Regions from separate parts of the Homo sapiens genome. Here region 2 is linked to region 1. Evidence: chromatin loops called from intact Hi-C (ENCODE). Cell type or tissue: PC-9. All regions are shown on one strand. Each heading gives the region's core, and the rest is flanking DNA. Links, peaks and the distances in the headings are about the cores only. Region 1 holds the start of LOC105370685 (a long non-coding RNA gene). Region 2 overlaps EXOC3L4 (exocyst complex component 3 like 4).

Region 1 (14,734 bases), core at 5,094-10,093:
CCCTGGGAGAGTCCTCAGAAAAACGAGATGGTTTGCATCCCTGCTGAAATGTTTTTACCTTAGTAAAGAGATTTCTTATCCTAGGCTGGGTGCGGTGGCTCACGCCTGTAATCCCAGCACTTTGGGAGGCCGAGGTGGGTGGATCACCTGACGCCGGGAGTTCGAGACCAGCCTGACCAACATGGAGAAACCCCGTCTCTACTAAAAATACAAAATTAGCCAGGCATGGTGGCGCACGCCTGTAATCCCAGCTACTCGGGAGGCTGAGGCAGGAGAATAGCTTGAACCCAGGAGGTTGTGGTGACCCAAGATCATGCCATTGCACCCCAGTCTAGGCAATAAGAGCAAAACACCTTCTCAAAAAAAAAAAAAAAAAAAAAGAGAGAGATTTTGTATCTTAATAAAGAGATATTGAACAGTATCTTTGAGGTAATAATTCTACTTGTAGGGAATGTATGTTATCAGAAATAATAGGACAAACCTTTGTCATTATTCATACAAGGATTCTCGTTGTAGGGAAAACTAGAAACTCCCAAACTATCCAGCAAGAAGGAAAGAGGAAAACAGTTATACTACACAATGCAGTGTGGCCATTCACACAAGGAGGCAGATCTGTTTCCACTGATCTGGAAAAGCATCCGTGACATGACATTAGTGAAAAATGCAAATTTGTAGAACAGTATCTGTGCAGAATGGCTGTGCTAATATAGATGCGTTGGCACCAAAATGTTCAAGGGGAAGGGGAAGGTGGCAGGATCCAATCTGTACTTCACGTAATCCTTTAAAATGTGTGGGATGGTGGGTGAGTCTTCTCTGTATAGATTTTTGCAAACAAGATGGTATTTTGCATAAATATAGTGGGGAAAGGCATTTAAGACATATTCATGCCTGTAGTGCTTGAGTAATTTAAAATTTCTTATTTTGATATTTAATTTGAACATTTTCTATAAGAAGTGCTTTTAAAACTAGAAAAAAATTTTTTAAAGTCTATATAATAAATTCCTACGGCTTTACTTAAATAAGGGTGCCTAGGATTTTTCTTGAGTATGAACCTGTCACATGGCTGGTTGTGTGCTGAGGCCAGAGGGTGGGACCTTCCCTGAGGGCCGGGCTGGGACATCTCCCCACGAGGTTGGTCAGTCCTTCTGCCAGCTCATCCATGAAGAGTTCAACCCAGGTCAGGGCCGGGCCCTGGCAGCCTGGAGGCTGAGCCTGGCAGGCCCTTCCCTTTTCAAAGGCCAGCACTGTCAGGCACTTTGGTCCAGACTCCAGGCCTGCAGAGGCACAGAGCGCACCAAGGGGGGCAGTGGGAGGGGCCAGTGTGCGACCCCCAGGACAGGCTGGGACCCCAGGACAGGCTCGGACCCCAGGACAGGCTGGGACCCCAGGACAGCCTCAGACCCCAGGACAGGCTCGGACCCCAGGACAGGCCGGGACCCCAGGACAAGCTCGGACCCCAGGACAGGCCGGGACCCCAGGACAGGCTCGGACCCCAGGACAGGCCGGGACCCCAGGACAGGCTGGGACCCCAGGACAGGCTCGGACCCCAGGACAGGCTGGGACCCCAGGACAGGCTCGGACCCCAGGACAGGCTGGGACCCCAGGACAGGCTCGGACCTCAGGACAGGCTGGGACCCCAGGACAGGCTCGGACCCCAAGACAGGCTCGGACCCCAAGACAGGCTGGGCTCAGGCTTCACTTGTCCTGTGTCCTCTGGGTTGCTCTGTTGTTCCACCATCCCTGATCCCACAGTAAAATCCTGTCACCCTCACTGCCTGGTTTCTGCCCCTGTTGGGGGTGAATGAGCAGCTTGTCCTGGGTTTGGGGCAGAGAGGCCTGAAGGAGGAGCCTGGGCTGGGGGCAGCCATGCTCATTTGGGGACAGGGCAGGCTTGGTCAGCAGAGGGGCTCCCCCCCCGGAAGGCAGCTGATTCTCAGGGTTGGGCAGAGTCTGGAACTTCAAGGGCAGGACCCATGTCCTAGGACCAACTCTGTCCACCCTCCCACATCCTCCCGTTGCCATGACCTTGGCCCCATCTCCGTCAAATAGCCTGGCCCTCATACGTGCAGGAGCCCTGGGGTCCTTCCCGAGCCCAAACATTTTTGCAGTGAAGGGCCCTGCCTAGCTTCACCCCATGCAGGCCTGGGCAGGGGCAACTCTGTCAGGTGCCCTCGGCCCCCAGGTCTTTCCCCTGAAAGCAGCGAGCATCTCAGTCGCTCCCACTGCATGGGTGGGTGGAGTTCAGAAGAGTGGGAGAGGAAGGGGAATGCTTACTTTTTCCAAAGCGATCCAAGGATTGTTCTGGAATTGTTTGGCAAGGGCTGTGTGGCCATGTGTTTTTCTAGATTCACTTAAAGAAAAAACAGTGTTGGGGTCCCCAAGGAAATAGGGCATCCAGGCTGCAAGGACAAAAGCCAGGTGGGCTGAGGGGCCGGCGGGGCCAAATCTGTCACGAGGAAGGGGAAACTGAGGCCTGGCCTTGCGGGCCCAGGACCTACCCTGCCCCTTTGCACTGAAGGGAGGGAAGGTCTGAGTCCCCGGGAAGCAGAACTGGGGCCAGCTGGGCAGGGGACAGAAGCTGGGTCACCCCTGGGATACCCAAGCAGAGTGACACAGCCCCTGGGACGGACTTGGCTGGGTCTCTCGTCGGCTCTTTTCTCTCCTGTAAGACGAGAACATGGAAAATCCTTCCCCAGGAGCGGGACGGCCCAGCACACTCCCCCATAGCTGGTGGCAACGCCCTGGAAGTCCCGGCTGTCACGGCTCTGCCTGCCCCTTTCAGATGCTGTCTCAATGACATGTGTCCAGGTCGAGCCTGTTCACCAAGCTTCAGCCCTCCCATCCCTCACCCTGGGGACCAAGAGACAGCTCCAGACTAGCCCAGTCTCTCCCGAGTGCTCAGGTGCTTCCCAGCTTCCTCCAAAGGCCAGCAGTCCCAGCGAAGTCCTGGGAAAGGCAGGACAGCCTCAGGCAGCTCCAGCGAAGGCTGTGACCACTACAGGGAGCACCTCTGCCAGGTGGTGGCCCCAAGGACTGCCCAGGACTGTGGGACACTCAGCTTCCCAGGGGGAGAGGCCCCGGCCCACTGTGGGCAGCACAAACTGGCTGTAGAGGAAGCTCTGGGGGCTATGGGAGCCCCTACCCCAGGGCACGCGGGGACTCAGCCAGGTCCAGGCCTTGCGGGAGGCTCTCTGGGGAGTTGCAGAGGCGCAGTTTCCCTTCCGCGGAGCTGCTTTCTCACCCTAGTGGTGGGACAAGCCCTCTCCCGGGTCCATCCCTTCCCTGCCCCTTCACCCAGGTCCTGAGTACTTCTTCTGAGCCACGGGTGGGTGATTTATGACCCACTTCTCACTACAGAGGAGGCGGGGCAGCTCGCTAACACCAAGCAATGCAAAAAGTCAGTGCGAGGGAAACACAGACTCCAACGTTTTTCACCAAAGTGCTGGTTGAAACACTTTTGAAATCTGGGAAGTCTTGTAATCATGTCAACATATAACCTTCTTTTTAAAAAGCACGAGTTTAGTGGCATGGGCCTGTGGTCCCAGCTACTCAGGAGGCCGAGGTGGGAGGATCGCTTGAGCCTTGGAGCTTGAGGCTGCAGTGAGCCACAGTCGCAGCACTGCTCTCCAGCCTGGGTGACAGAGCGAGACCCTGTCTCTGAAAAAAATTTAAAAACTTGGAGCTTCCGTCGGACGATCCCCTCAGATCAAGGCACCGAGTTACTTTTTCCAAGTTACTTGGAAAGATTGGCCCTTTGGGTCTTGCATGAGAACTCCATTAGATGAGACCCAAGCAGCATCAAGCCTAGGGTTAACTTTCCCTACTCCTGAGCTGAGACCCCTCTGAGGACCCTTACCAATGCCAGGTGAAGCACGAGTTCTTCCACTCTGGCTGATGGGAACAGGCAACTATTCCCAGCCTTGGGTGAGCACCAGACACTGCGACTTCTAATCCTTTGCGGTGGTTCTTTCCCCAGGCTCAGGCAGGTTCCCCTTACGCACGTACTGATCGGTTCTCGGCTGAACACTCGTGGGAACCTTCTGCAGACCTCCGGCTCCCTCTGTGCAGCGCTCTGTCCTCCTGCTCCGCCCTGTGGATCCTGCCACCTAGGCTTGCCTGGACTCCCAGCTGGCTGTGCTCCGCTCAGGAGGAGGCTGGTCCCGTCTCCTTACCCCATGGCCTGGAGACTCTCCACGCGGCTAGCCGGGCATCTCAGGGCTCACCCCACTTGATTCCCGTTTTCCTTCATTGCCTGACGCTCAGTGTCACGAAAGCTCGTCTTGTAGATTTTTCTCTTTCTCAGGGTTGTTTTTTTTTTTTTAGAGAGAGAGTCTCGTGCTGTCACCCAGGCTCTTGACAGAGTCTTGACAGAGTCTTGTTCTTTTACCCAATGAAGTGCAGTGGTGCAATCTCGGTTCACTGCAACCTCCACCTGCCGGGTTCAAGCAATTCTTGTGCCTCAGCCTCCCGTGTAGCTGGGACTACAGGAGCACACCACCGTGCTCTGCTAATGTAGAGATGGGGTTTTGCCGTGTTGGCCAGGCTGGTCTTGAACTCCTGGCCTCAAGTGATGTGCCAACTTGGCCCCTCAAAGTGCTAGGATTAGAGATGTGAGCCACGCCCAGCCTCAGGTTTTTCAGTTGTTTCAGAGCAGAGGGTAAACCTGGTCCTTGTCCCATTTTGACCAGAATCAGAAGTCCTCTTTGTAAACCAAAAATACAATTCTGAGGCTCCCCATCCATCAGAATGGACCCCACCTCTCAGCCAGGGCACTCCAAAGCTAACCTGAAAAACTGGTTCAGACCATGCCAGGAAGCAGGGTGGGACATGCCTCACGATGCCCTCCTCCCTTTGTGAGTTCTGGAAAAGCCAACCAGTGTTTAAGATCAACACAGACCTTAAGCCTGATAAGAAGTATTTACAAGCTATTCTCTCTGAAGCCTGCTACCTGGAGGCTTCATCTGCAGGATAAAAGCTTTGTCTCCACAACCCCTTATCATAACCCAGACATTCCTTTCTATTGATAATAACTCGTTTTTTTTTTTTGAGATGGAGTCTCACTGTCACCCAGGCTGGAGTGCAGTGGCTCAATCTCAGCTCACTGCAGCCTCCGCCTCTCGGATTCAAGTGATTCTCCCGCCTCAGCCTCCCAGGTAGCTGGGATTACAGGCGCCCACCACCACACCCAGCTAATTTTTGTATTTTTAGTAGAGACAGGGTTTTGCCATGTTGGCCAGCCTGGTCTTGAATTCCTGACCTCACGTGATCTGCCTGCCTCAGCCTCCCAAAGTGCTAGGATTACAGGCATGAGCCACCACACCTGGCCGATAATAACTCTTTCAACCAATTGCCATCAGAAAAATTTTAAATTAAGTCTACCTATAACTTGGAAGTCCCCCACTTGAAGTCGTCCCGCCTTTCTAGGCTGAACCAACGTATTTCTTACATGAATCTGATTGATGTCTCAGGTCTCCTGAAATGTATAAAACGGAGGCTACGCCCTGGTCCCCTTGGGCACAAGGGCTGGGTCATGGGCCATGGTCACTTATATTTGGTTCAGAATAAATCTCTTCGAATCTTTCACCGAGTTTGACTCTTTTCGTTGACATCTTATGTGGTTTAAAACTGTGAGAGACTGTCTTAAAATCTGAATTGAGTCTGTTTAACTGAACTGTCAGAGATTACCAGTGACTTCTGTTGCAACAGGAAGATAAGACAGTGAACCGTTTTGTTTTTAACTATTTCTTTCTTTCTTTTTTTTCTTTTTTAGACAGAGTCTTGCTCTGTCGCCCAGGCTGGAGTGCAGTGGCACGATCTCAGCTCCCTGCAACCTCCACCTCCCGGGTTTAAGAGATTCTCCTGCGTCAGCCTCCCGAGTAGCTGGGATTACAGGCACCCACCACCAAGCTTGGCTAATTTTTGAATTTTTAGTAGAGACAGGGTTTTTTCATGCTGGCTGGGCTGGTCTTGAATTCAAGACCTCAAGTGATCTACCCGCCTTGGCCTCCCAAAGGGCTGGGATTACAGGTGTGAGCCACTGCGCCCGGCCTGTTTTTAACTATTTCTAAGTTTTCACAGGTCTGCGAAGAACAGGCATTTAAGGAGAGAAATGCAAGAGTTCTCTGCCGCTGAATTCCCCCACCTGGCACATGATATGAGGTGTGTGCATGTCGGGACAGTTACAAAGCCTCACTCAACACGAAGTCAGGATCTCTTCCTTCTCCTTGGCTGCCAGGAGTCTGGGAGAGCCGAAATGACAATTTAGAGCAAGAGTCCATCCACTTTTGCGTTCCCTCCTGGCCACTGAAAATCCGCCGTGTTCTCCCCACAGGAGCAGGGGATCCCAGTGCTGGGTTGTGCTGCAGAAACCCCCAAGGGGTCTCCTCCAGGGCCCAGATGCTGGCGCAGCCCTAGCCCCAGCCCCAGCAAATCAGAATAATGGGGATGTTGAATAAAGACCCGAGTTTTCAACACCCCGTCCCTGCCTGCAGTGATTCCGATGATCAATCAGGCGCGAAGCCCAGAGACCCAGGAGGACGAGTCACTGACTGGGCCATGAGACAGGACCCCACAGCCTGCATCCCCACAGCCTGCACCCCGACAGCCTGCACCTCAACAGCCTCCTGCCTGCACCCCTACAACCTTCTGCCTGCACTCCCGACAGCCTCCTGCCTGCACCCCCCACAGCCTGCACCCCAACAGCCTCCTGCCTGCACCCCCCCACAGCTTCCTGCCTGCACCCCCCCACAGCTTCCTGCCTGCACCCCCCCACAGCCTCCTGCCTGCACCCCCCCACAGCTTCCTGCCTGCACCCCCCCACAGCCTCCTGCCTGCACCCCCCACAGCCTGCACCTCAATAGCCTCCTGCCTGCACCCTGACAGCCTCCTGCCTGCATTCCTGCTCACTTCTCCAGTTCCAGTGGAGGCAAAGACTCTGACCCGTGAGTTCTCCAGCACTGAAACCTGTGCTCCCAGCTCCCTGGGGAGGAGGCTGTCCCTGCAATGACCCCATCCTAGCTGGGCTGTGTCATTCTTACAGAGGGTAATGGCTCTACCTGCATTCCTGAGGTTTCTCAGGCTCAGGACCTGTGGAAAGTGAGCCATAGAATCTGCTGGCATTGCAGAGAGGAAAGCCAGACAGCCAGGGTCACAGCCACTGTGACGTCCACCCTCGGAGTCCTCTGTCTGCCACTCTGAACACAGGGTAGAAGCAGTTATTGCAAAACAAATGCCACTGTCCTGTCCAAAAGTGAGATGGGTTTGGTTCCCTACAAAACCTCCCGCAGTGCATGCTAGGAAATTTTGGAGGAAATACCAAACGTCCTTTCATTCATGGCTGAGAGCCTAATCAAGGGAAAACTCTATTGGCCAAAAATGAAAAGGAGCTGCAAAGCAGGCACTAAGCTGACACAGATGCTACAGTGGCCCTGGGGAGATTTGCTAGGCCAGGTAACCAAGACACTTCCATTTCAACGGCCATATTAGGATGGGGAACCAGGCCTTGTTCTGTGAAAGGTTAGCACTGACACCCCTGAATGAAGCCCGTAATTGTGAAGGGCTCTACTCACAGTGGAACTGGTGGATTAAGAGGGAAAAATTCCTTTTTCTTTCAAAAAGTGTCAAGGATGAAGCTTGTCTTGGTTTGATCTCTGGAAAGAGAAAAGTCTCTGTAACTTGGAAGCCAAGGCCAGTCTTCATGTCAGCATGCAGCTCAAACTCACCCCATGTGCAGTTTTAGGAACTGCAAGCTAAGACTCTGACAGGGAGGTGTGGGTAGCCGAGATGACCCTGTTTCTAGCTTCTGCACATGATGCTTTACATCTGGGGTCTTGATTAGCCCGTTCCTAGAGAGTAAAGGACCAGCCTACACGCACGCCACCATACGGCAGCCACCAAACCAGAGCTCCTACCCAGCCACCTCCTCTACTGGCTCTAACACTCTGGGCCCGTCTCCACCTGTCCTGAGCACCCTAGAACCAGGTACCAGACATCTAGGGGCAGTCCCTATGTGCCAGAGCCCGTGAAATTATTTTATTCATGCGTGGCAGTCTTAAACCATTCATCCTGCCTCACGTGTTCCTTCCTGCAGAAACCCTGATAAAGGCTCTTGCCCATGTTTTTCTGCCCTCTCTGCCTCCTGACAGATCCTGGTACTTCCCTGTGTGGCCCCTCTGTGGCATGGCCCCTGCTCTTGGTACCTGTGAGTATAACAAACTATCTTTTCAATAGTATTGATGTAGGATATTTTGCTCCTTAGTTCAGCTAAATCCAGGTTCTTGTCTCACGACCAGGAAAAATTAGGCACATGGACATATTGAAGGGTGAAGAGAGTGGAATTTATTAAGCAAAAGGGGAACTTTCAGCAGAGAGAGGGGTCCCACCAGCCAGCTCCTACCTCACAGATTGAATACCAGGCCACCATGCACAAGCTGAAGAGGCCAGTCTCCTTCCCAGCATAGGGCATGGATTCCTGAAGGCTCCATCCCTTTCTTCCAGTGCGCATGTGAGCCGTTAGTCTGAGCCACACCACATTGATTTATTTCCCTTACTGCGCATGTGTGAAGGGATGGAATTTTTCACTGAGGGCATGTTTAGGTGAGCCCCCTGTGCACAGTGACCTGGACGGGTCGGAGGGTCTCTGAGGACCTTTCCTTATCGGCCTAGGCATTTGGCTGTCTACTGCTTCTATCAGTATAACAAGCTATCTTTTCAATTTGTTTGTTTTCTAAAACAAACAACCAAAAATCTCCTACATTTTAAAGCAGTAAGAAGTTCCCCAGGAGCTTCACACAAAGGGTGAAGTCTATGGAGCAATGTATCTTCAGTGTAGACAGGCTGCCAGGATGCCCTTGGGCACAGCTCCAGTGAAGGGGAACCCATGAGCCATGTTATAGATCGGAGAGGGCACAGACACCTGAGTGACTGCCTTTAGACAAAAAAATGGACTGGGGACGTCTGAAATTTCCAACTACAGGATGACTTGATAGATACACAAAGTTAATATTTAAAGGACAAAATACTATGTTTCATTTGTCATGTTTAAATTCTATTAAAATACTAGAAAGATGGGAAATAACTAAATAAGACTTTTAAAAACAAAAAAGTATCATCACTGAAATCAAATACTTCTGGACACGTAGAACATAATTTTGGACACAGTGAATTTTGGACACATGAACTGCAAGAAAGATCTGAAGTGAGACTCGGGATACAGAATAGAAGTACCGGGGCACAGAGTCCAGTCCAGCAGAATGGAGACTAATTCTGTGGCCCGGTGGGTGTGTTTCTGTTGTCTCTGGCCCCTCTTTGTCCTGGCTTCCGTCCTTGGTGTTTGGACAGAAGCCCCACCTTGTACTTGAACATAATCATGATAGGGACAGGAGGCGGGGAAATTCTGGGCAGAAGAGGGTGAGTCCCCAGTGAGGGCCTCACCCTCAAGCCTGGAATTATAGCCCAAAGTAAGAACATGCATTCCTGTTTTCCCACTCAAATGTTGCTTTTTCCAAAACCACCCATGGCCCACCCCCACCCCCATCCTGCACCCATAAAAACCCCAGGCTTCACTGGCTCCACCAGCAAAGAGCAGAGAAGAGGAGAAGCAGCTGGACATTGGAGACTATGGTTGGACATCAGAGGGAGGCAGCTTGACTTCAGAGGGGCAGCTTGATGGTGTTGCTTTGGAGAGGAGTCCAGCTGGAGATGGCTAGACTTGGGGAAAATCACCTTCCAGCTCCATCCCCTTGCCAGTTCTCCTTCCTGCTGAGACCCACTTTCACTGGCAATAAAATCCTCCATGTTCACCACCCTTCCATTTGTTTGTGTGACCTGATTTTTCCTAGATTCTGAACAAGAGCTCAGATACCACGAGTGCACATGCAAAAGGCTGTCACACTGACCCTCTGCCCTCACTGGTGGAAAGCAGCCGCCTCATGCGAAAAGGCAGAGGGTCCACTGAGCTGTTAACACTTAAACCATCTACGGATGGCAGAGCTGAAAGAGCATTGACTGTAACACTCCTTCAGGGACTTTGGGGGTCATGGGTTCCCCCCACAGATGCTGCCACGGGGCTCCCATGGGGTTTTGCTCCTGCTGGCACCCAAAAGCACTCACCCCGGCTCCTGCACCTGCTCACCTGCATGCTCCCTCCCACGAGGGGTTGAGCACAATGGGTTCGAATGAGTGGAGTTTGTCCCTGCCGGCGCCAAAGTGGCCAGCTAGCTCCAGTGCCCACACTCCAGTTCCCGCCTGTGAAGGGGTCAGGGGAAATTTCCTGCTCATTTATGGGGCCTCATTTGGGATACGTCAGCAGGGTGAGTAAATGCGAATCTGCCAGATCTGTCTCTTCTTGTCCTCAGACTTTGCTCTGAGCTATGCCACTTGCAGGGGAGAGGATGCAACCCTGCCATCTCTCTCTTTCTTTTACGTAAAAGGAATGTTGGCTCTGTTCCCTTCATGGAGATCTAGCCATTGCCTGGGACTGGAATAAAGTCCTGGGGCCACTGAAGGCATCTGGTCGAGGCCATACCTCGGTGTTGCCAGAAGGCCCCAAGACTGTACCCAGTTCCTGACTGCCCATCAGGGGGCTGGCCAAGACCCCCAGAATTTTCCATGGTATCTTTCCTTTCTTCTTTCATGGTTTGAAATAGCTCCTATCTCTTCTGTCATAATGTTAAGGGTTTTGCTGCAAACTGCAGAAATATTGCTAGAGCATTTGGCCCAGCAGTCAGATATGCAATTCAGGACAGTGTGATTTCCACTTGTCCTTAGAGGTGCCGTCCCCATCCCCAGCCCAAAAGCCACAGGCACGTGTGGCACATGGTGGCCCCCTCCTCACCCCCCTCCCTTCCTGGCTGGGGTGCTTGGGCATGTCTGCGGCATGCACATGCCATGCCACCAGCCATGGGCAGTGAGAGAGAACCATGGCTGCTGCCAGGGCCCCAGGGCAGTCTTGAGGGCAGGGACCCCGTGCAGCCTGCTGGCCAGTGTTTGCCACTCGCCGCCCCCCCTGCCATGTGCCCATAGAGTCTTTCCTCCCCTGGCCAGGGAGTTCATCTCGGTCCAAACCGTGGAAGGGATACAATGATTAAAGGAACCCGTTTGCAGAGAGCAAGAGGTTCCTCCCACAGCTGTTTTTTTCTTTCCTTTTCTATGCAAGAGGGTTATTTTCCTGCCTCAGCACTCCGCTTATGATGGGGAAACAACCAAGGAGCCACCCCCACCGGCTAATAACTGCAAGTTTGGCAGGGCCCATCGGGGAGTCCATCTAAAGGGACCCATGCACCCCCTCAGACACCTTTTTGTTCCAAACTCGATTCCAAGTTTTGGGCTGAAGCCCTAGAAAGAAAAACCAGATCTGAGGGATCCAAAGCGAGGCAACGGGCACAGTGTAAATGGTCAGGACAGATTCCTGCTGGCTCAGCCCATGCTTCATGGAAGGAGGCCATGCTCCATGGCATAGATAAGGCCCAGGGAACCTGAGGGCTGCCGACAGTAGTGGGGGGTGGAGATGTGGGTGAGTGCAGACAAGTCCTGTTGTGTAGGCACCCCCTGCTTCACAGGTGCGGGCCATAGTGGCACCTGTGGGTGGTATCTGTCTAAAGGTCGATGGGTCTCAGGGATCAAAAAACAGAAGAGAAAAGGGGGATGCTTGCTTTCTCTCTCCCTCACACCCCAAGTTTTTGCCGAAAGAAGGAAGGGAAATGAGGAATGCCTATTTCCCTGTCTTTCCCTGTCTTTCAGAACCAGCTATCTTCACCACCCCCAGTCTATACTCCTCTGGAGTGTATACTGAATCACTGGGACTGCTTTGACCCTCAGATTCTGGAGGAAAAACACCTCATAGTCCTCTGTACAAAGGCTTGGCCAAATCATGATCTGCAGGAAGGTCTGGCTTGGCCTCAGGAAGGAACCATTCATTTTGATACCATCCTGAAGTTGGAACTTTTTCCGTAAACATGAGGGCAAATGGTCTGATGCCCCATATGTGCAGGCTTTCTTTACCTTGCAGGGTAATCCAGACCTTTGCCGACAGTGTAGGATTGATCCATCCCTCCTCTTTGCCATCTCAGGAGAGGCTGCAAGGGGCAATCCCAGGGAACTATAGAAATGAGCCCCGGAGGCACCTCCAGCAGGGGAGCCAGCTCCCACCAGCCCTGCTCCTCCCGATCCACCCGGTCCTCCCTCTTCAGCTTCTCTCTCTCACTTGCCCCCTCCTAGAAATCCTCACCCTGGGCAAGCCCCAGTGTCACACTTGCCCCTCCAACAGATGCTTGGTGAATTTGGCCCCCATGAGGTCCAGGTCCCCTTCTCTCTACAGGACTTAAAGCAAATCAAGGGAGATCTTGGCAAGTTTTCAGATGACCCTGACAGATATATATAAAGGCTTTCCAGAATTTAACCCAAGTATTTGAACTCTCCTGGAAAGATGTTATGTTAGTTTTCAATCAAACCCTGAGTAACAGCTGAGAAGCAGGAGGCTCTGCAAGTGGCAGAGGGGAGGGATTTGGGGATGAACTTTGTATCACATATAGTGTCAGGGAAGGGGTCAAACTTTATCCAACTGGAAGAGAAGCAGTAGCATTGGATGACCCTAAATGGGATCCCCATGATGACATGGGAGAATGGAAGAGGAGACACTTTCAGGAGTGCATAATGGAGGGCTTACATAGGACTAGCACTAGGCCTCTCAATTACACCAAGCTATCCATGATTGAACAGGGATTTGATGAGAATCCCACTGCCTTCCTGGAAAGGCTAAGGGAGCCCTTGGTAAAGCACACCTCTCTATCTCCTGATTCAGTCAAAGGAAACTAATCCTAAAGAATAAATTTATTACTCAGGCAGTCCCTGCAGAAACAGGCCCTGGGATCAGATAGTACTTTAGAGAACCTCCTGAAAGTGGCCACTTCAGTCATTTATAATAGAGACAGGGAGGCTCAGGAGAGAGAGAGAGGACGCGCAGGAAAGAGGCAGAGGCTTTAATGGCCACCATGCAGGTCCACAAACCCCAGAATTCCTGAGGTTCAGCTGTTAACTGCTACAGACGTGGCAAGCCAGGGGATTTTAGAACGAATTGCCCTGGCAGCATGAGGAAGCCACTTCGTCCCTGTCCAATCTGCAATGGGGACCACTGGAAAGTGGATTGTCCCTGAGAATGCTGGTCTCTGAGTCCAGAGCCAATCTCCCAAATGGTCCAGCCAGACTGACAGATCCTGGGGCTCCTCTCCCTGGCTCTGGTGGTCTAGACCACCATTAGCATTCAGGAGCCCTGGGTAATCCCGGAAATCGAAGGAAGGAAAGTGGACCGCATTCTGGACACCAGGGCTGGTCTCTCGGTTCTCCTCTCCAATCTGGGTCCCTTTCCTCTGTTAGCACAACCGTGAGAGGCATCTCAGGAAGACCTTTAACCCAATAGTTCTCCCAACCCCTTAGTTGTAGTTGAGGAGACCTCTTGTTCACACATACTTTTCTAATTATGCCTGAAAACCCAACTCCTCTGTTGGGCAGGGATATTCTGGCCCATATGGGGACCACCATCCTGATGGCCCCAGGACAAACTCTTTATCTCCTCCTTGTGGAGACCAATATTAACCCAGAAGTTTGGGCAATTCAAGGGAAAATGGGCCAAGTTGGCTGGGTGCCGTGGCTGACACCTGTAACCCCAGCACTTTAGGAAGCCGAGGCAGACGGATCACCTGAGGTCAGGAGTTTGAGGCCAGCCTGGCCAACATGGCGAAACCCTGTCTCTACTAAAAATACAAAAATTAGCTGGGTATGGTGGTGCACACCTGTAATCCCAGTTACTCGGGAGGCTGAGACAGGAAAATCGCTTGAACTCAGGAGGCGGAGGTTGCAGTGAGCCAAGATCATGCCACTGCACTCCAGCCTGGGTGACAGAGTGAGACTTTGTCAAAAAAAAAAAAAGAAAAGAAAGAAAGAAAGAAACTTGGCCAAGCCACAACTGCCATACTGGTCTGGGTCCACCTTAAGTTCTCCTTTTTTAACCAGAAATAATATTCCCTGAAACCAGAAGTTAGAAAAGGACTAGAAGCCATCATTGATAACTTAAGGTTGCAGGGCCTCCTCAAACTCTGCAACAGCCCTTGTCATACCCCAATATTGGGGGTACAAAAACCCAACGAGGAATGGAGACTAATTCAAGACCTCCACCTCGTTAATAAGCCTGTGGTTCCAATTCACCTGGTGGTTCCCAATCCATATACCCTGCTAGGTCAAATACCTGAAGGAACTAAATGGTTTACTGTCCTGGACCTAAAGAATGCCTTCTTCTGCATATTGTACACCCTTTCAGTATTTGTTTGCATTTGAGGAGCCCTCTAACTAAACCACTCAGTTGACTTGGACAGTGTTACCTCAGCGGTTCTGCCCACTTGTTTGGGCAGGCATTGTCAAGAGACCTCTCCAAGTTCCTTTATCCTCAGGTTAAAGTTTTACAATACATAGGTGACATTCTCCTCTGTGCTCCAACTGAGGCAGTCTCTCAGGAGGGCAGAAAGGCTCTTCTTAATTTTCTGGCTAACAGAAGATATAAGGTTTCAAAATCTAAATCTCAGCTCTGTCAGACTTCAATGAAGTACCTAGGCCTGGTCTTATCAGAGGGGACCAGAGCATTGGGTGAAGAGAGGATTAAATCCATCTCCTTCTTTCCCCTCCCCCAAACCCTCAAGGAACTAAGGGAATTCTTAGGCATTACAGGATTCGTAACTGGGTACAA
Region 2 (14,734 bases), core at 1-5,000, 51 kb before region 1:
AAGCAGGATGGGATCGGAGGGGAGATGAAGGCTGTGTAGCCAGCCCATGAGCCCTCGGTGCCCAGGCACGCTCCCGTTCTGTTTTGGGGGAGGCAGTCCCGGCACCGAGCCAGAGTGACTACAGGAGGGCTGACGCTGCGGGAGGGCTGACCTCGCACTGACCTCGCGCTCTTGCAGGAGTTGGAGCAGCGGTGGGGAGAGGGCTGTTGGGGCAGGCGGTGGCTCTGTCTCGCAGGGTTCCGAGGCCACATGGTTGGACCAAGCCATCCAGTGCGTGGCTGAGATCCTGGGCGAGACCTACAAAGATGACATCCAGCGGCACCTGGAGACTCTTATCCGGAGCTACCCCGACATCAGGTGTGTACCCCACCTGCTTCCACTAGCTTCCTACCAGAGCTTCAGGGCCAAGGGGGCTGGTATTGGAGCAACCCCAGCCCAGACCTGACTGCCCAGGGGCCTGAAGACCAGAGGCAGGAGGTAGGCCTTGGACCCTCAGACCCTCAAGGCTGGAGGGGGAATGGAGAGAGCCCCTTCTCCTAATCTGCTCTTGGCCATCCTCCATCAGCCCCACCAGGGGTGGGCACGCCTCCAGTCCTGGAATCTGAGGGGGAGGCGGACCCCCCACCCCTGGGGAGAAAGCCCTCTCTGAAAGCCAGGGGATTCTGAGACCTGGTCAGGAGGAAGGAGGTTTTGATCCCGGGTTGTGCTGGGGGGTCGGTGAGTCATCCAAGCCTTTGGAAATCCCAGCTCGAATCTCTCCAAGTCCATTCTTTTGGAGATTCTGGGATGTGGAGCTCACAGAAAGCCCCTGGTTCATCCCCTTCCCCAGGCCACCCTGCCATGGGGTGGGGAAGGATTCCCCATCCCCAGCAGGCCTGTCTTCCAGGCTGTGGCTCAGAGAGAGTGGCCCTTACATCACCCTGGGAGTTCCCCTCCAACTACTCCCCAACCCCGTTGGCCCCGTCACCCGCAGCTGCATCACCCCCTCCCTCCCTCTCCACCACCTGTCCCCCGGTCTCCCTCTCTCCCTCGCCACCCTGTCCCCATGTCTCCCTCCCTCCCTCCCTCTCCACCCTGTCCCCGTGTCTCCCTCCCTCCCTCCCTCTCCACCCTGTCCCCATGTCTCCCTCCCTCCCTCCCTCTCCACCCTGCCCCCATGTCTCCCTCCTCCCTCCCTCTCCACCCTGCCCCCATGTCTCCCTCCTCCCTCCCTCTCCACCCTGCCCCCATGTCTCCCTCCTCCCTCCCTCTCCACCCTGCCCCCATGTCTCCCTCCTCCCTCCCTCTCCACCCTGCCCCCATGTCTCCCTCCTCCCTCCCTCTCCACCCTGCCCCCATGTCTCCCTCCTCCCTCCCTCTCCACCCTGTCCCCATGTCTCCCTCCCTCCCTCCCTCTCCACCCTGCCCCCATGTCTCCCTCCTCCCTCCCTCTCCACCCTGCCCCCATGTCTCCCTCCTCCCTCCCTCTCCACCCTGCCCCCATGTCTCCCTCCTCCCTCCCTCTCCACCCTGCCCCCATGTCTCCCTCCCTCCCTCCCTCTCCACCCTGTCCCTGGGTCTCCCTCTCTCTCCAGCCTGGGTCTCTCCACCCGGTCCCCAGGTCTCCCTCCACGCCTTTGCGTGGGCTCTTTCCCACTCTGCACACCCCTCTCCTGTGCCCCTTCAAGCCCAGCTATGGTGTCCCCCAGGCCCACGCCCTGCCCCCTCCCCCAGCACAGCTCTTCCTGGCCTCAGTCAATCTGACCTCCCTGACCATCCTGGAATGCAGAGTGACTCATACTAACTCCCAAGCCCGTGGGTTCGCCTCATGCTGGGGCTGGGGGTGTTGCGGAGGTGTAGGTCTGCAGTGAGTGCCCGCATGTCTCTGCAGGCGGGACCACATACTGGCCATTCTGGCGCTGCGCCGACTGGGCCGCCAGCGGAACCAGCATCTCTTGCAGCACACTCAAGACCTGCTGAGAGCTGCGGCCGGGGCGGCGGGTGCGGAGGCCCCTCGGGGCCGCGTGCTCTTCGAGGAGATCAAGGTGCCCAGTGCCATGGCTGTGCTGATCACCTGCGTCTAGTTCTCTCTGGCTCGAGGGGGGGCCGGCCGCTGGCAGGGAGCTGTGGTCAGTGGGGGTCAGCCAGGAGCCCAGGGAGTCACTCTGGGCCCTGCCCCCAACTCTGACACTGCAGTTAGGGAATTTTTGTCGTCAGCAGCCAAGCGCAGCTGTCAGGCCAGAAGGAGCAGCCGTGCAGGAGGCATTTCAGGCATCGTTGAGGGGAGTGTTTTGGGGCCGCAGAGCTCTCAATGCTGCCTATCGGGCGGGGGGGGGCCTCCCGCCCGACTGTCCAGCTTCACCCTCCAGTCTGAAAGTGAAGAGCAGAGTATTTATTTAAAAAATAAATGTGAATTAAAATGGTGCCTCCCTAAGGAGTGGGCAGGGGATGGGAGACCTGGGTCCCGGTGTGCTGAAGGGCCAGGCCGGAGGCTGTCTGGTGACACTATTTGGTGGGTGGCCCTCTCATGCCTGTGGAAGCCACGGGAAGACTGAGGCAGGTCCAGAGCAGGGAAGGCCCATGCCTGTGGCTGCCCCCACCACGGCCCGGATCCACTGGCCTTGTGCCTGGTCAGCCTTGTCCCAGCCAAAGCAGACTCGGGGCTTCCTGGGAACAAAAAGAGGATAAGGCTGGTTCTGCAGCTTGAAGAATTTGGGTTAGATGTAGGAGGGACTTCTCAGCAGTGGAAGTTGTCAAGTTACTGCAGGGGGTGTGTCACCCATGGAGTGTGTGTCCGGGGGTGACCCTGAGGTGTCAGCAATGGAGGCAAGCGTAAGGAGACTGCTCCAGCGTGCACCTGCGTCCCCGCTTCTCTCTGCAAAGCTGCCGCTGAAATTTGGCGGCAGCTGCGGGCTGGGGTGCTGGGAAACCTATTTGCATTGGCAGCCGGGCTGGCTGGGGAGGCTGAAAGTTGAGATGGGGAGATTTCCAGAGAGCAGCTGAGACAGGTGGTGACAGGTGCCCCTCCCAGCCCTCCACAGTGGGCCCCCATAGTGTCTCTGGGCCTGACCCTGACCCTGGCGGGAGTGGGGGGCAGGTGACTGCAGGTGGGCCAAGGTTCCAAGAGCTCCACAAACTTGGGTCGCCTGAGGACAGGGTAAGGAGTCTGAAAGGCTGTGGTGCCAGGCAAGCAGGGGGCGTGTCTATCCCCACTCCCTCCAGGCCCCCTCCCTGCACTGTGGACAGTCAGGGGGCAGTTCCCCGGGCAGACCTGCCCCGGTTCCTATGCCAGGGCTGGGGCCTGGAGCCTGAGTCTTGCTGGGGCCTAGAGCCTGGGGGTTGAGTGCCTGGGGCTTGTCTGTCTCTTCTGGGAGCAAGTGCTGGGGCAGTGCCCTCCTCCATGGGGGCACCAGGGCTGGAGGTCAGGAGCAGGGCAGGCCAGGGCAAGGGAATATCCAGACCTCCCCTGGCAGGGTGGGGCAGGTGGGGCAGGAATGAGGAAGTGGGAGGGTTGGGGTTCCCCATCTCCAGGGCTGGGGTGGGGGCAGGTATGTGATGCTGGTGCCAATAAGCGGTCCCGTCCCTGATGGGAAAACAGGCTGGCAGATGCTCAGGATCCTCCCAGCCAGGGGCCAGAGGGGCATGTCTTTTCCCAGGGGAGGGGTCCAAGAGGGGGCAGGTGATTGACAGGTCAGCCTGTCCCCTGCTTGACCCCACCCCTGACCTGGTGGCCATGAGTGTCCCAGGCAGGGTGCATGGGAGGGGAGAAGGGAGGGCTTGGCCTGGTCTGGTCCTGGTCAGGTTCTCCCCAAGGAGCCCCTGCCACCCCCTTCCCCACCCTTCTGTCTCAAGCTCCTCACTGAGCCACTTGGCTGGAGCCAGAGGGTCCTGGGGCAGGGCTGTGGGGTTAAGGAGGGGGTTCCGTCCTGGCTCTGCCACTTCCCACCTGTGAGAATGCAGGCAGGTTCTTTTATCTCACTGCTTCATTTTTTTTCCAGCTGTGAAATGGGGGTGCTGTTAGTGCCTCCTCGGCTGGGGAGGGTGAAGTCAGAGCCAGCCATAAGGCCGGGGGCCTGGCCTCCCTGTGACCCCATGTTCCCAGAGGCCCACCTACGGGAAGGCCTTGGGCACCCTGGGGTTGGGGTGGTGGGGTGCTGAGGCTGGAGCAAAACCTGAGTTGAGTGGAGGTCACTGGGAGTGGGAGGCCCCAAGAGAGGCTGGGAAGAGGTGCTGAAGGCTGAGCGGCTTGTGGCAGAGGGAGGGGGCCCGGCTTAGACCCTGAGGGTTCCTAGGCCCGGAGACAGGAAGTCAGGGTTTTCCTGGCAGGAACTGTGTGCACATGTGCACCTGTATCTCCATGCCAGGAGGGTGTGTATGCCATGTGTGCAGATCCTCCTGAACCCAGCGGTGGCTGGGGCTGGGACTTCCCAGGCCAAGCCAGGCCGAGCTGGGGGTGGGATGGCAGCTCCTAGAGGATGCAGTCAGGGAGGCTGGGGGCAGAGGCGGGGCTGAGACCGGGGCACCCTGGGTGCCTCAGTCCTGGGGTCTGGCCACTGGCCTTTCTGCTCTAAGGGGTGGAGGCTGAGCCCATGAGACCTTGCAATGAGCCTGCAGTGCTTCCTTGGCCATCTGTTGTCCAGGCCAAGCCTGCAGGGTGCCGGTGGGGGTGGGGCTGGCTCTCAGAGAGGTACTTGGGTTCTCATTGGCCAGGTCACCTGGCTGATAAGTGTGTGTGTGTGTGTGTGTGTGTCTGTGCACGTGTACCTATGTGCACCAGCCCCTGTCAGCACCCCCAGGATGGAGGCCCTTGCCTAGTCTCCTCACTCCTCTCAGAAAGCAGGACAGCCTGGAACCATCCTACTTGCCCCCAAGCTCAGCCCCCAGGCCCTGCCTGCCGGCCCCTGGCCCGCAGCCTTGGCCAGTGCCTGTTCCCTGCTGCATGGCCCAGGTCTCCTCCCTCTTCAGGGCCAGCTGGGCTTCCCCCAGTGCCACCGTGGCCTGGGGCTCCTGCATGTCCTGGGGTTCCCTCTGGTCTCTGTCCCTGAGCTTGAGGTCCTTGAGACTGGGTCTGCTCTGTGAATCTTCTGGGGCCCCACCCCAGGCCCAACTGGGAGGGCAGAGAGAAACCACAGAGAACCCACATGCCCCAGACCCGCACACTCTGGTCTGCAGAGATGATCCACTGTGTGTGTGTGTGTATATATGTATGTATGTGTGTGTGTGTGTGTGTGTGTGTATGTGTGTGTGTATATGTGTGTGTGTATGTGTGTGTGTGTGCACACACACACACCTGCTGGCCCAGCGACAGCGTGTGTGGGGTGAGAGGAGACTGGGGAGCTGCCTCCCCCAGCTCAGGCTGGGGCCCAGCAGCCCTCCGAGGCCATCTCTCCCTCCTGGTGTCTGGGCCTGGCCCCTGCTTGAGTGTGTCATGTGGGAGACACACGAGGCTGAGCCATGCAGGCATGTGTTCCAGTCTCAGCTCTGCCCCTTCTAGCGGGGGACCCAGTTTTCTTGTTGGTAACATGGGAGGGAGTGCCCAGTAGGGAGCCAGTGAACCTGTTCACAGCGTTCCTGACAAGAGGGTGTGCTGTGAGTGACGGTCCGTGTGTCCCCTCCAGGCCTGCACAGCGTGCCCTCTTCCTTCCTCGCCTGGTGACCCCAGCCCCTCCCTTCCTGGCTTCAGTACCCAGTGGGCCCCTATGCGTGGGGGCAGCATCCCCAGCGGCTGGAAGGTTACTGCAGGACCCCTCACTGCTGCCCACATTGGGAGAGGAGGCTGCAGGGTCCCCAAGGCTACCCCCGTCCCCAAACTTCCTTCCTTTGCCACCGCAAAGAAGCCCCAGGGCCGCCGTCGGCGCATGCAACTCACAGGCCATCATGAGGCCCAGGGGGGTGGCCAGGAGTGGGCTGCCCCACAACACTGCCCGTCCCCCCCCTTCCCTGTGGAAGGCTGGTCAGTGGGCACCTGCCGGCCACTGTGCTGCAACAAGACTGCCGCTGCAGAGGGCGGGGTCCACAGTGCCCCAGGTCACAGGATCAGATCCTGCTGGGAGCCACCCAAATCTCAGCCTGGCCTCCTGGGACCCTGGTCTTGGGAAACACTTGGAGGGGAGTGAAACTTGGACAAGTCACACCCACCCCTCGGTCCATCCTCTCCTGGGCCCTGGGGGCCTGGGCCTCTCCAGGGACACCCTCACTTCTGTCTGCACATATGCCCACCCATCTATTAGCAGCCTTAAAAATGTGTTAAATGCTTAATAATGTGTTGGGTAGCAATACGTTCACATAGGTCAAAATTTAAAAGATACGCAAAGGGTATAGGGTAAAAAGTCCCCTTCTTATCTCTAGTCTTCCTGCTCCCATTCCCAGAAGTGACCGAGGTTCCTTGCGGGACACTTGAGTTGTTAAAAAGGGATTCTTGCCCAAGGGATTTATATGAATGGTGACATTCTGGGCATTGGTGAGGAACCTGTTTTTGCTGGAGGTGGTTGACAGGATAGGGCAGTCGTTTCTTTTTTTCTTTTCTTTTTTTTTTTTTTTTTTGAGATGAAGTCTTACTGTGTCACCCAGGCTGCAGTGCAGTGGAGTGATCTCAGCTCATCACAACCTCCACCTCCCAGGTTCGAGCGATTCTGCTGCCTCAGCCTCCCAAGTAGCTGGGATTATAGGCACCCACCACCTTGCCCAGCTAATTTTTTGTATTTTTAGTAGAGACAGGGTTTCACCATGTTGGTCAGGCTGGTCTCAAACTCCTGACTTCAAATGATCCTCCTGCCTCAACCTCCCAAAGTGCTGGGGTTACAGGTGTGAGCCACTGTGCCTGGCCTGGGCAGTCGTTCTTGATCCCTATAAACATCAAATGAGGAACTCAAGGCTCTTAGACGGATAGAATCCTCAAATAATGGGCTCTTAGAATCTTGGGGAAAACAAAAGTCACCAGTAGAGGGTCGTGACTGCAAGTTGTCCATGTTCTTGGCGTTTTGAACAAAGAATTGGACAAAATGCCCAGCAAAGCAAAGAAAGAATGAAGCAACGAAAGAACGAAAGCAGGGATTTACTGAAAATGAAAGTACACTCCACAGTGTGGGAGTGGCCCGAGCAGCAGCTCAACAGCCCAGATACAGAATCTTCTTGGGTCCAAATATCCCCTAGAAGTTTCCCGTTGGCCACTTCATGCTCACCTCATGTAAATGAAGTGGTGGCCTGCAATCAACCTGATTGGTTGCGGAAAGCAGCCAACCAGAGGCTGAAGTGAAGTTACAAAGGTCACACTCCTGTGCAAACATCTGATTGGTTGCAAAAAGCAACCAGTCAGAGGCTAGGGTGAGGCCGGGCGCGGTGGCTCACACCTGTGATCCCAGCAGTTTGGGAGGCCAAGGCAGGCAGATCACTTGAGGTCAGGAGTTCAAGACCAGCCTGGCCAACATGGTGAAACCGTCTCTACTAAAAATACAAAAAAATTAACTGGGCATGGTGGTGGACACCTGTAATCTCAGCTATTCAGGAAACTGAGGCAGGAGAATTGCTTGAACCCGGGAGGCGGAGGTTGCAGTGAACCGAGACAGCACCATTGCACTCCAGCCTCCCTAGCAGCTGGGATTACAGGTGCCCGCCACCACGCCCAGTTAATTTTTTTGTGTGGGTTTTCCTTTCAATATAGTTCTAGGAAGTAGGAACGAAACAGCCTTAGGTTCCCTGCCTCCTATTCTCCTGCCTCATCATGAGAAGCTCTGCTGTTTGTGGGGCGCCCACCATGTGCTTTACTCTGGTGGTGTATGATGTTCCTGCTTTCCCTGGACTCAGGGCTGGCATTTCGAATCAGCTTCTGGACTCAGACACCTCTGGGCTGGAATCCTAGCTCTGCGCCTTCCTAGCTGTGTGACCTGTGTGAGTCACTCCACCTCTCTGGGTTCCATCTCCCTGTGTAAACTGGGGAGGATTACACAAGAAAATGCAAGAGTTGGCTGGAGGAGGGCCTGGCTCTCCAAGAGCATCCTCCTACCTGTGGCATTCGTTGTTATTTATCTGCACTACCTCCTTTAAGCCATCCCTGCCAACCCTCTGAGTGTGCCAGTGCCATCTCCAGGAGGTCCCAAGGAAATGTCACTGTCCCAAGCAATGTATGGAAAGACACAGCTCTAAGCAGTGGAGTACCAGGGCCCAGGTGGTCTCCACGCCTCAGCCCACAGTGGGATGCCCTCCTTCTCCAAAGTCTGGAAGTCAGAGCTCCTGGCTGTCCGGCAAGGAGGGGGCTCCCAGAACCTGGGCTGGAGGCAGTCACAGGGCCTGCGTGGTTTTTGAGCAGCCTCTGTTACAGTAGACAGACGTGAGCAGGGCAGGAGAGCACCTAGGAATGTCACGCAACCATCAGGTGATAGGCAGTTGTTACACTGTCTCTCTAAAATAATAATTGGTCGCAGCCAGCACCAGGGAAAGGCAGTTTCCCAACATAGGTGTTTCTCTTACATAGAAGCACCTAGTACTAGTGATCAGCAACTTCCCGATAAGATCTCAGGAGTCGGGTGAGTGGGCTCAAGCATAAGCACTAAGAGGCAAAATGGCAGAGCTTAACTCATGTATGACCTTCCTCGGGAAACCCTCGACGGGTAAGGGAAGAGCGCCTCACATGAGCATGTGCACCACTTCAGTAAACACACCGCGCATGCGGCCCCTCCCAGGTGCTGGCATGGCAGGCCATGGCGGCGCGTGCGGACAGCCCAGCCCAAGGGAAGAATCCTCAGAAAGAATGCAATGGCCCCCCGCCGGAAGTGGAAGCATGTCAACGTATAAAACCCCAAGTCAAAGGTCAAACCACACACTAGAATCCCTCAAGTCACCCGCTTGGCCTTCCAGGTGTACTTTCCTTCCTTTCATTCCTGCCCTAAAACTTTTTTTTTTTTTCTTTTTTTTTTGAGACAGAGTCTTACTCTGTCACCCAGGCTGGAGTGCAGTGGTGCCATCTTGGCTCACTGCAACCTCCGCCTCCCGGGTTCAAGCGATTCTCCTGCCTCAGCCTCACAAGTAGCTGGGACCACACCTGGCTAATTTTGTATATTTAGTAGAGACAGGGTTTCACCATGTTGGCCAGGCTGATTTCGAACTCCTGACCTCAGGTGATCCGCCTGCCTTGGCCTCCCAAAATGCTGGGATTACAGGCGTGAGCCGCCACGCCCGGCCACTTTTTTCTTTTTCTTTTTTTTTTGAGACAGTCTCACTCTGTCGCCCAGGCTGGAGTGCAGTGGCGCAATTTTGGCTCACTGCAACCTCTGCCTCCCGGGTTCAAGCCATTCTCCTGCCTCAGCCTCCCAAGTAGCTGGGACCATACCCGGCTCATTTTTTATTTTTAGTAGAGACAGGGTTTCACCATGTTGGCCAGGCTGATTTCGAACTCCTGACCTCAGGTGATCCGCCCGCCTTGGCCTCCAAAAGTGCTGGGATTACAGGTGTGAGCCAGCGATCCCACGATCCCAGCCTTTTTTTTTTTTTTTTTTTTTTTTTTTGAGATAGGGTCTTGCTCTGTTGCCCAGGCTGGAGTGCAGCCACATGATCTGGGCTCACTGCAACCTCCACTTCCCGGGTTCAAGTGATCCTCTCACCTCAGCCTCCTGAGTAGTTGGGACCACAGGTGCCCACCACCACGCTGGCTAATTTTTGTGTTATTATTTTTATTATTTGGTAGAGACAGGGTTTTGCCATGTTGCCCAGGCTCTTTCTCTAAAGCTTTTAAATAAACTTTCACTCCTGCTTTCAAACTTGTTGCAGTCTCTCACTTTGCCTTAGACTTCTCAGTTGAATTCTCTTTTCTGAGGAGGTAAGAACTGAGGTTGCTGCAGACCTGGATGGATTTGCTCCTGCTAACATACTTCAGTGCTTCATGACTTGGATATAGTCTCTCCCGGTAACACCTCCCCTCCCCTCCTCTTCCCTCCCCTCCCCTCCCCTCCTCTTCCCTCCCCTCCCCTCCCCTCCTCTTCCTTCCCCTTCCCTCCCCTCTCCTCCCCGACTTCCTTCTCCAAACAGCCCCATGAAGCAGCACTGGGCTTCCCAAGAGAGGTCCTGCCACGTGACTGGCCTCTGTCATTGGCAGAACCCTGCATAGGCCGTAGCTCTGCAGCTGTTTTCCTGGAAATTATGCCGGCTCCGAGAAGGGCCCATGTTCTACAGGAACCCCAGGCAGAAGGGACCGGAGCTGCACTTAGGCATTTTGCATCAGTACCAGAGAGCTGTGGTGAAAGACTAGAGTTTTAGGAGAGCTGAACTTGGGGAGGAGAGTGGCCGCTTGCAGCTGGCATAGAGAACTTCCTATGCCCATGAGTTCCACCAGGACCCACTCCTCCAGGAAGCCCTCCTACACCACACTATTTGGAAGGCCACTGGGGTTGGGGTCCTGCTGCCCCATAGGCCCTGCTTTCTCTCCCATGGCCCTTCTCCAGCAAGGACAGTGGGTCAGGCTCATGGAATAGCTGCAGAAGCCATACCTCATCAGGCCTCGGTTTCTCCATCTGCCAAATACGAAAAGGAATCCTTGGCCTGGCTTCCTCCTAGGAGGAAAGGGGCAGGGGGGCTATCAACAAATCGACAGTGTCCCGTGGGGCTGGGGTGGGGCACCGCCTGATGGTACATGTCTGGGCTGCTGAGGGTCCTCATGCTCCCTCCTTTGCAGGAGGGGATGTGCCGTGAAAGTGGCTCCTGGTCAGCTGTCCTGGCCATCCCACAGTCCCGGAGGAGGTCAGCAGACTTCAGCCAGGGTCTCATGGAGCTGTAGGTGATGCTGAGCAAGTCACTGCTCCTCTTGGGGAAGGCTGGGTGGCAGCAGGGACCTCAGGCTTAAGGCCTCAACCTCTGTGCCTGCTTCTCTGAGACTCAGTTTCCTCATCTGTCAACAGGGAACACAATGGCCCCACCCCATGCAGACAGTAGGGCATCCCCAGGAAGAGTCTCAGGGCTGGTGACAGCCTGAGAAGTGAAAGGGAGAAGCAGGGTGAGTGTTGGGGTCCTGGGAACCAGGGTTAGGGCAGTGGGAAGTGCAAGTCATCATGCAGAGGGAAGTGGGCCCGGGCTGCTGGGGGAGGGGCTAGGTGACCCACCCTGAGGTCAGCACCACTCTTGTGACCAAGGCTAGCAGCTGCAGCCACGCCTCTGGCCAGGCCCAGCCACCTATAGGCCCTCTGCCCCTCGTGATCACCCACCACCCTGGGCCCTGCTCCAGGTTGCTCTCCCTTCTGCCTTCGACTGCCCTCTTCTTCCTTTTTTTTTTTTTTTTTTTTTTTTGAGATGGAGTTTCACTCTTGTTGCCCAGGCTGGAGTGCAATGGCGTGATCTCAGCTTACCGCAACCTCTGCCTCCCAGGTTCAAGTGATTCTCCTGCCTCAGGCTCCCGAGTAGCTGAGATTACAGGCATGCACCACCACACCTGGCTAATTTTGTATTTTTAGTATTTTGTATTTTGTATTTTTAGTAGAGACGGGATTTCTCCATGTTGGTCAGGCTGGCCTCGAACTCCCGACCTCAGGTGATCCGCCCGCCTTGGCCTCCCAAAATGCTGGGATTACAGGGGTGAGCCACCATGCCCAGCCCCAACTGCCCCTCTTCTAGAGAGCTTTCCTCTAGGTGCCTTCAAGAATGCAGAGAGAGGGCCAGTAATGTGCCTCCCTGTGTTATTCTCTGGTCCGTGCTGAATCGGCCTTTTCTGCTGCCCTACAGGGCGCAGGTGGAGGTTTAATTAATGGACTAAATGAGGTAATGAAAAAGATTGGGAAAAATTTTTTTCAAGGTGAAAAAGGAGTGAAGGATAGTACCTCCCATTTCTGCATCTAAACTCCTTGGTCTAGAAGTCCTTTCTTGTGTCTGACTTAAATACATCAAGCTGAATTTCAGACGCTGAGCAACGTTGGAGGAGAAGCAAGATAACACTGTGCTTAGTGAAGGGGCTCCTAGCTTCACCACTGGCTGGCACATGACTGGACCGCTCTGTGCCTCAGTTTCCTCATCTGTGAAAAGAAGAGAGTTAGTGCCCACTTCATTAGGCTGTCCGATGAAATCGGCTAATGTATACAAAACACTTAGAACAACGCCTGGCACCGGTGGAGATCAACAAACATCAGCAGTCTACCCAAAAGAATTGAAAGCAGGAACGTGAACAGATATTTGCATACCCGTGTTCTTTTGTTTGTTTGTTTTTGTTGTGAGACAGGGTCTTACTCTGTTGCCCAGGCTGGAGTGCAGTGGTGCAATCATGGCTCACTGCAGCCTTAACCTGCCAGGCTCAGGTGGTTCTCCCACCTCAGCCTCCCAAGTAGCTGGGGCTACAGGTGCACCCCATCACACCTGGCTAATTGTTTGTATTTTTGGTGGAGACAGGGTCTCACTATGTTGCCCAGGTTGATCTTGAGTTCCAGAGCTCAAGCGATCCACCCGCCTGGGCCTCCCAAAGTGCTGGGATTACAGGCATGAGCCACCACACCTGGTATACACACCCATGTTTTATAGCAGCACTGTACACAGCAGCCAAGAGGTAGCAGCAATCCCAGTGTGCACAGAGAGATGAATGAATGCACAGTGTAGCCCATCCATACAATGGAATATGATTCAGCCTCAAAAAGGAAGGGAATTCTGATACCTGCTACCACATGAATGAATCTTGAAGGCATTATGCTGAGTGAAATAAACCTGACAACGCCCTCCTGGCAGATGCAGACACAAAAGGATAAACGCTGTGTGACTCTATTTATTTGCAGTACATAGAATAGTCAAGACCACAGAGACGAAAGGTAGAATGGCGGTTGCCAGGGCCCGGAGGAGAGGGAAAGAGGAGTTAGTGCATAGTGGGTAGAGTTTCCGTTTTGCCAGGTGACGATTTCTGCAGGTGGAGGGTGCTGTTGGTTGCACGACCCTGTGAATATACTTAATGCCACTGAACTGTGCACTTAAAAGATTATAAATTGCATTATGTATATTGTACCATAATAATTTTTAAACAGTCAGCTGTCATTGCTCTGGCAGACAGAAGGGAGGGAACATCCCATGTGTCGTAGCCTCTGAGGCCCTGGGTTGCGTGCGAGGAGCTGACCGTGGCTCCTGGCCAGGTGCTGGCACACTCGCCTTCTAGGCTAAATGGAGAGGTCATTGCCAGTCTGCTCCTGTCTGCTGCCCTCCCCACCAGGCAGAGCCCCCTGCTCACTGCCCCTGGCCTGTGCCCTGGGGAGCTGGGGAATGGGACAGCCGCTGGCCACTGGTCACAAACATCGCCACCCAGCATGTGATGCTGGCTTCCTGCTGGGGAGGAGCCGTAGGCTGGCCTTTGGCTCCTCTGGAAGTGCCTGGCCTCTTGGGAACTGCTTTCTGCATCTGCGAGAAGAGGGTAAGGACTGCTCCTGCCCTATGGGCCCCATTGGCTGTCATCCCTTGGGCCTCCATGCTGCCCCATTTTCAGAAGACTTTCCTTGTCTTGAGGACTTCACGTATGTTACCATTGACCCTCATGCCTGAGCTTAGAGAGGGGAAGTGACTGGTGCAGACACAAGTCCAAGGCAGCAGCCTCGTTTCCCAATCCCCAGCCGGTGCTCTGGGCGGGCCACTGCCGTCAGTGGGGGACAAGGGTGGCAGCCCCGCCTCAGCCCTGCAAAGCCCGTGGAGACCAGGGGCTGCCTTCGAGGGGACAGTGGGGCCTAAGGCCTGACAACGCCCTCCTGGCAGATGCAGACTTCCCGAGCAATTTCCCGATCTGCTTGGGAATGGGAGGGGGGGTGAGGGGGTGGGGTGGGGGAACAGAGTCTGGCAGGAGAGGCTTGTGGGGATTGCACAATGAGGCCACAGCAGCCAGCCGTGAAGGCAGCCACCGGCCAGGGCCCCTCAGCCCGTATCCTCATCGCCCCTGTGTGGATGAACTCCATCTGCGCGGTGCCGGTGGAAGGACCCTCCCAGCCCCGGGACACCGCGGCTCTGTGGACTCATCTGAAAAATGTCATCCCTGGAGTCCTAGGAGAGAAGGGGTGGGGTTGGCAGCCTTAACGCCCCATCCTGCATCCTGGCGGCCTCCCGCATCCGCTCCCCCACAGGTTCCCCAGAGACAGGATGATGGATGGCAATCCGAGTGCAAACCTGGCGCTTGGCCAGCACTCTGGAAGAGGAAGTTCTCAGTTCCCAGGGCACCTGAACCCACAGCCGCCCCCACTCCGCTGGCCCCCCTGGTCCTGGAAGACCTGTTACTAGGCTGCAGAAGGGGTGGCGGAGTGATCAGGGGGCGGGGAAAGAGGCCAAACAAAAGAGGGGAGGAGCAGAGGCCCCAGTGAGGCAGGAGGGAAGCCCCTGCCCAGCGGGAAATTCCTAAATGTCTGGGTCCTTTCCAGAGGGCAGGAATTCCTAGCCTAGAGTGTGAAATAAGGAAGGAAGTGAATCTCCAGTGGGTTCCCTTCACAGCCCCTTTCCATCCTCCCCACATGCCCCACCCCCACATCTCCCAAAACAAACCCTGAGAGACGGTGTGGATGGGGAGACAGGCCTGGAAACGGAGGCCTGCGCTGAATGGGCAAAGCCGGGTTGATGATCCAGACGAGGCCCTGGAGTCTGGGCCTTGGGCCCCTCCCCTTCTGCCTGCTCCGGCAGCCTGTGGGTCCAGCCCCAGCCCCAGAGGGGGAAAGGCTCCAGTGGGAGTCCCATAGGCCTGGCTAGGAACCCCACTCCGCTACTTAAAGTGGTGTGAGCCGGGTCAGCCACTTCACCTTTCCGCATTTACGCATTTCAAGCAAGGCTTGAC

Evidence for each region. Hi-C counts contacts between places; a loop is a spot of excess contacts. Peaks named below come from ENCODE experiments on the same cell type or tissue, not always from the same donor. Only the 100,000 strongest peaks of a DNase experiment are listed, where the experiment ranks them.
Region 2: it touches region 1 in a loop (6-fold over the local background); 6 of 110 quality-filtered maps call a loop at or near these places.

What each region holds. Positions count from the first base shown.
Region 1 is chr14:103,154,056-103,168,789 of GRCh38, forward strand. LOC105370685 (a long non-coding RNA gene) reads left to right here and starts at 10,139. Exons shown (of 3, transcript XR_944245.2): 1 at 10,139-10,310. RefSeq lists enhancers at 1,017-1,311, 2,036-2,774, 2,775-3,512, 10,889-11,395. In PC-9, for the core only: no CTCF peak of the experiment used is centred there; a DNase peak (open chromatin) is centred at 7,076; H3K27ac peaks cover 3,891 bases.
Region 2 is chr14:103,108,161-103,122,894 of GRCh38, forward strand. It overlaps EXOC3L4 (exocyst complex component 3 like 4), which reads left to right. Exons shown (of 12, transcript NM_001077594.2): 11 at 236-357; 12 at 1,871-2,399. The coding sequence ends at 2,063. LINC00677 (long intergenic non-protein coding RNA 677) reads right to left here. Exons shown (of 2, transcript NR_138038.1): 1 at 14,449-14,734; 2 at 12,689-12,871. It also overlaps a transcript of TNFAIP2 not described here. Among named protein-coding and RNA genes, the nearest start is that of LINC00677, 7.4 kb to the right of the region's middle. RefSeq lists enhancers at 668-747, 1,535-2,145, 2,146-2,756, 5,131-5,180, 14,232-14,734 and a silencer at 918-977. In PC-9, for the core only: CTCF peaks have their summits at 2,104 and 2,350; DNase peaks (open chromatin) are centred at 1,781, 2,161, 2,811, 3,431 and 2 weaker places; H3K4me3 peaks cover 1,862 bases; H3K27ac peaks cover 3,854 bases.